2 separate regions of the Homo sapiens genome follow, and region 1 is linked to region 2. The links are chromatin loops, found by intact Hi-C in ENCODE. Cell type or tissue: dorsolateral prefrontal cortex. All regions are shown on one strand. Each heading gives the region's core, and the rest is flanking DNA. Links, peaks and the distances in the headings are about the cores only. Region 1 holds the start of NECAB3 (N-terminal EF-hand calcium binding protein 3). Region 2 overlaps ZNF341-AS1 (ZNF341 antisense RNA 1).

Region 1 (2,904 bases), core at 308-2,807, 130 kb after region 2:
AGATGGTGGGGTGGGCCCTCTCCAGGGGGCCAGTTCAGGGCCCCAGCTGCCCCCCAGGATGGATATGAGATGGGAGAGGTGAGTGGGGGACCTTCACTGATGTGGGCAGGAGGGGTGGTGAAGGCCTCCCCCAGCCCAGACCCTGTGGTCCCTCCTGCAGTGTCTGAAGCGCCTGCCTCCCCACTGCTCTGCCCCACCCTCCAATCTGCACTTTGATTTGCTTCCTAACAGCTCTGTTCCCTCCTGCTTTGGTTTTAATAAATATTTTGATGACGTTTGGGCCGGGTTTTGGGACTCTGTTGGGAACATTTCGGGGCGGGAGAGGCCAAGGTTGCTGGGGAAATGCCCATTCTCCACTTCCCTTCTCCCTGTCCGTGCCCGATTTGATTTGAGCCTCATAACTCGAAGAAAGGTCAGCTTCCTCGCTGTTTTGGTCCTAACTCAAAAGCAGATCCAGTAAAGGTTTTTGTTGTAGAAAGCCAAGAATGCTATTCAGTGCTGCCCGAAGTGCAGAGTAATGAGTGGCCTCTCCTTTCCCCAGCCCCAGAGGCCACTCTGCTCAGTTTGCTGTCTTCCTTCCAGACGTTTCTGGACATTAGTAAACATGTAACAAATACAGTGGGCTGGTTCTGTGTCAGGTATTTAACAGTTCTGGGGACACGGGTGTTACCTCCTTTCATGGTGCTCTCAGGGTCTGAAAGAGGAGATCTGCATAAATGAGAAAATCGGGAAAGGCGTTCTGGAATGGGTGGTGCTTAAGCTGAGCGCTGTAAAATAAGTAGGAGTTAACCAGAGGAAGAAAACACCAAGCAGAGGACACGATGGGCAAAGGCCTTGGGCAGGAGGGAGCGGGATAGAGGACCGGAGAGAAAGCAGTGTGGCTGCGGTCCTGAGGTGAGGGTCAGAGTGGTGCTCCTGGAGTGGGGCGTTCAGTCTTAAGCTTTATTCAGGGGCCAAGGAGTCACTGGAGACCGAAGTGACACCTCCTCTTTCGCATCTTAAAAGCTCCCCCCGGCTGCTGTGTGGAGAACGGGTTGAAGGGAGGGCCAGAGTCACGGAGGGGAGGGGAAAGGGCTGCGCTTAGTGCCAGAGAGGGCGGGCGTCGGGATGCCTGGGATTCGGCCGCACGGACCTGTGGGCTTCCTCTGCGCCAGCCCCCGTTGTAAGCACTTGACATTGAATGAGTCCCAACAATTGCATAGGGTGTCTGCCAGTACCATTTTTGTAGATGAGGATACAGACGCCCCAAAAGGTGAAGTCCTGGTGGGTTTTACCCACTTGTGTCACCCTGACCTCGGCACTGGCTTGGTCATCCTGTCCCTCTGGGTAGGCCCGCAGCCCCTAGGTTCTGCTCCCGACAGGCCGTCGCGGGACCGGAGCCCTCGGGCGCCTCCCCCTCCGCCGTGGCCGCGGAAGCGCGGAGGCCCGCGGCGCTGGAGTTGGACCTTGAGGCGAGGGAACCCGGCGTCCGCGGGGGCGGGGCGGGGGCGGGGCCTGAGCCCGCGCGTCGGCGCCGGCGCCAAGGGGCGGCCTCTAGCCACACCGAGTCCGCCGCGGCGTCCAGGGTCGGCAGCAACCGCAGCCGAGCCCGAGCGGGTGGCGGCGCCATGGCGTGCGCGGGGCTGCTCACCGTGTGCCTGCTCCGGCCGCCCGCGCCCCAGCCCCAGCCCCAGACCCCGCGGCACCCCCAGCTCGCGCCCGACCCGGGGCCCGCCGGACACACGCTCTTCCAGGACGTGAGTGGGCGCGGGCTCTGCTCGCGGTGTCTCCCTACCCGAGTCTCTGTTAGTCTCACCCTCCGGGGTTGTTCGGGCCCCGCCGCTGTTTCTGGGTCTCTTCCCCTCTCTCTGGCCCTGCTGTTTTCTCTTGACCTTTCTGCCCTTGTGTGACCTGTTCTGTCTCTCCATGTCTCCTCTTGTCCCTGCTCCAGTGTCACTGCCCCTGCTGCCTCCCACCCCTCAGCCCACCCCATTTGTGTGTCTGGTGTTGGCGGGGGGCTGGCGACAATCACAGCAGCGGTCACCCCACTCTGTGGCAGCTCCAGGCTGGGCTGACTGGGGAAGGGGAGCCTGGAAACGCAAGGGCCCCTCACTCCTGACTCTAGTGCCGCCCCCAGAGTTCTTCAGGCCCCACTCCAGGGCAGCAGAGTCCTACAGTTGGTAAGGGCTGCTCAGAGTCACCCTCCCATGGGGCCATGGGTGGCCCTGCGGCCACCATGGGCACCAGCCACGGCCCTGAGCCCTTTCTCCACCGTTCACCGCTGTGCTCGGCTCTGTCCTGGCCCCCTCATGCCCCAACTCCAGAGGGAGGCAAAGCTGTCTCCCACCCCCTCCCCACTGCCCCTAGTGACTCAGCACCTTGACCACAGCCCTGGCTGGAAGGGACCTGACCCTCCTTCTTCCCAAGTAGGAAAACCAAGGCCTGAGGGGATATGTCTCAGGTCAGTCATGGAGGCAGGGATACAATAGGGTGACCCCAGATGTCCCCATTCCCAGCTTAGCACCCCTGCCCACTCCCAAGATCTCCATCTACCCTACCTGGGCCTCCCTGGCTTGCTGCGTGCCCCTCAGCCAGTGGCAGACCTTCTCTGAGTTAGGCTAGAGGTTAGAGTCTTTCCTGAGCCCCACTGACCCTGACAAAACAGGACCCTGGAGGGGGCTGGCGTTCAGGACCTGGAGTTCATGGGGGCTCTCGGCCCAGGCTTGGCCCACCCCTGCTTGCCAGGCCTGCCAGTCTCCCCTTTGCTGGGCTGCTTTGGGTGACCTGGGAGCAGGTCACTAAGAGAGACGGGGACCTGTCTTGACTCTGCTCCTCTCTGCCTCTGTTGCTCTTCATCTCCACTTCTCCATAAATGAAATCTGCCGAACTTGCCTTCTGCCACCCCCACTCCCCCTTGGACGTGTG
Region 2 (2,904 bases), core at 231-2,730:
GATATAGAATGTAAAGTACTTGCTGAGCATAGACTTGGCACCTAGCGGATGCTCAAAAATGTGTATTTTATTCTTAGGTATTCTGTCATCTTTATAGGCAATAAGAATTGAACCAGACTCAGAACTTTCAAAAGTGGCAGAAGCGTTGAGGACTTTTTTGCCTCTGCAATAAACAGACGCAGCTAATTGTGGTACCACATTTCATTGTTTTTCCATTGTCTTTGGTGTCAAGCATCACTTCTCTAGACTCTTAGTGGTGGATAAAAAGGGGGAAAAAATCACTTCTCCATCCATTAGCAGTGAGGCTGCTGTTAGTAGCCAGTAGTTGCCCCAAGCCTACCATTCTAATTTGCTGCTTCCAATCTTTTGCATGTGTTAACCTTGCATGAAAACAAAGAATAGCCGGCGCGGTGGCTCACGCCTGTAATCCCAGCACTTTGGGAGGCCGAGATGGGCGGATCACGAGGTCAGGAGATCGAGACCGTCCTGGCTAACACAGTGAAACCCCGTCTCTACTAAAAATACAAAAAAATTAGCCGGGCGTGGTTGCAGGCTCCTGTAGTCCCAGCTACTCGGGAGGCTGAGGCAGGAGAATGGCCTGAACCCAGGAGGCGGAGCTTGCAGTGAGCCGAGATCTCGCCACCGCACTACAGCCTGGGTGACAGAGCGAGACTCCGTCTCAAAAAAAAAACAAAAACAAAAACAAAGAATAAACCAATTCTAAATGAGGAGCTGAAATGCTCTCCCATGAAGAAAAATACAGCTTCTCAAAGGTATTTTTTATTCCTTCCTGTACTTTTCAAATATGTGAAGTTGCTCAGGATCAGAGTTTCAAATAAATGAGAGCTTAGCTGGACTTTTCCTCTATTAGTTTATATGTGAGTCTTATCTCCTCCCTCAGACTATGATTTACATTTGGACAAAAGCCATGAGTTGGATGTTGTTGTTGTTTTAATCAGCCACAACCTCCAACCCTGCACATACAGGCAGCCATTCCCAGAGGATGGTAGAGTTCATTTCACCCAATTTTGTGGTTGGAATAAGTTTTTCAAATGTGAGAGACATGCTAGAACTGTCAAGAATTCACAGGAGTATTGTTAAACATTAAGTCACATTTGTGTTTGTTCCGTAATTGAGACACTGCAATGTTTTAGCAAAGTAAAAGAGAAAAACAAAGAGGCTTCAGTCAAGCCACCTCATGGGTGCAGCAGCCCCTCCACATCTAAGCAGTCTGCCTCATCACCTCTTATCTAAGTCAAGTTGCTCCCAGGTACATAGGTAGCAAAACACTTGCTGGGTTGGAGCCATTACCCAAAGGATATATGAACAGGAAGATGCTGTGGACCTCACCACCATCAGTTTCATACAGCTGTGTGGTAAACTGAGGGTGATAACAGAGCCCCTCATGTTCTAACTCTGGGAGCCCAGAAAAATATCTTGGGGATATGACAGCAGAAGCCTCAGATTTAATCTTGAGTACTGTATTAGTCTGTTTTCATGCTTCTGATAAAGGCATACCCAAGACTGGGCAATCTACAAAAAGAAAGAGGTTTAATTGGACTTATAGTTCCATATGGCAGGGGAAGCCTCACAATCATGGCAGAAGTCAAGGAAGAGTAAGTCCCGTCTTACATGGATAGCAACGGGCAAAGAGAGAATGAGAGCCAAGAGAAAGGGGTTTCTCCTTATAAAACCACCAGATCTCATGACACTTATTCACTACCACAAGAACAGTATGGGAGAAACCGCTGCCATGATTTAATTATCTCGTACCAGGTCCCTCCCACAACAATGGGAATTATGGGAGATATAATTCAAGATGAGATTTGAGTGGGGACACAGCCAAACTATATCAAGTACCAACTACAAGCAATTAGTGTTGGCCACCTGGACCGCTGGGTTGAAAAGAATTTTGAGGCTGCATCAGAAGTTCTTGTAAAAAAAAGTGCCAAGATTGGCCCGGCATGGCGACTCACACCTGTAATCTCAGCACTTTGGGAGGCCAAGATGGGAAGATTGCTTGAACCCAGGAGTTTGAGACCAGCCTGGGCGACATAGGGACACTCAGTCTCAAGAAATAATTAAAAATTACCTGGGCATGGTGGCACACACCTATGGTCCCAGTTATTCGAGAGGCTGAGGCAGGAGGATCACTTGAGCCCAGGAGGTTGAGGCTGCAGTGAGCTGTGAACATGCAACTGCCCTCCAGCCTGAGTGACAGAGTGAGACACTGTCTCAAAAAAAGAAAAAAAAGTGCTCAAGATGGATTTGTGATGTCTACCCAGGGTATGGGATGGGAAGTGGTGACACATGGGCAAAGTAGCTGCCATCCTGGCTGAGAATTCAGCTGCCATAAATAGAGATTCACAGAGTGGACTGGCTCAATACTGGAGAGCCCTGGGCTTTGCTGGCCTGTATTTTTCTGGTCTCTCAGACAAATGCACAGCCTTTTCAAACTTTGACCAACTCGTATTAACTTATTCAAAACTGTGTGAAAAAGAATGAGCCACTGATACATGCAAGAATTTGGATGACTCACAGATATTATGCTGAGTGAAAGAAACCAGATACAAAAGCTTGTATGACTCCATATATACGAAGCTCAAAAACAGGCAAAACTAATCCATGGTGTTAGGAATCAGAATAATGGTTACCTCCAGGGAGGTACAGACCAGGAAGAGGACCCTTACAAGGTGCTAACAGGTTCAATAGCAGGATCCAGAGGTGTTCACATGGCTGTATACAAATTAATCAGTTTTTATACTTAAGACGATTGCCCTTTATGTATCTTATGTACTTTATTAAACATGTTATATTACAATTTAAAACAACATCTCCAGGCTGGGCATGGTGGCTCATGCCTGTAATCCTAGCACTTTGAGAGGCCGAGGTGGATGGATCACT

The links. Peaks named below come from ENCODE experiments on the same cell type or tissue, not always from the same donor. Only the 100,000 strongest peaks of a DNase experiment are listed, where the experiment ranks them.
Region 1: it touches region 2 in a loop (3-fold over the local background); 22 of 110 quality-filtered maps call a loop at or near these places.

Annotation. Positions count from the first base shown.
Region 1 is chr20:33,673,056-33,675,959 of GRCh38, reverse strand. NECAB3 (N-terminal EF-hand calcium binding protein 3) reads left to right here and starts at 1,532. Exons shown (of 12, transcript NM_031232.4): 1 at 1,532-1,736. The coding sequence starts at 1,608. It overlaps E2F1 (E2F transcription factor 1), which reads left to right. Exons shown (of 7, transcript NM_005225.3): 7 at 1-483. RefSeq lists enhancers at 505-1,005, 1,676-2,223, 2,224-2,771 and a silencer at 1,192-1,821. In dorsolateral prefrontal cortex, for the core only: a CTCF peak has its summit at 1,410; DNase peaks (open chromatin) are centred at 1,159 and 1,499; H3K4me3 peaks cover 2,023 bases; H3K27ac peaks cover 2,500 bases.
Region 2 is chr20:33,803,665-33,806,568 of GRCh38, reverse strand. All of the region lies in intron 1 of ZNF341-AS1 (ZNF341 antisense RNA 1), which reads left to right. Among named protein-coding and RNA genes, the nearest start is that of ZNF341-AS1, 6.0 kb to the left of the region's middle. In dorsolateral prefrontal cortex, for the core only: no CTCF peak of the experiment used is centred there; no DNase peak of the experiment used is centred there.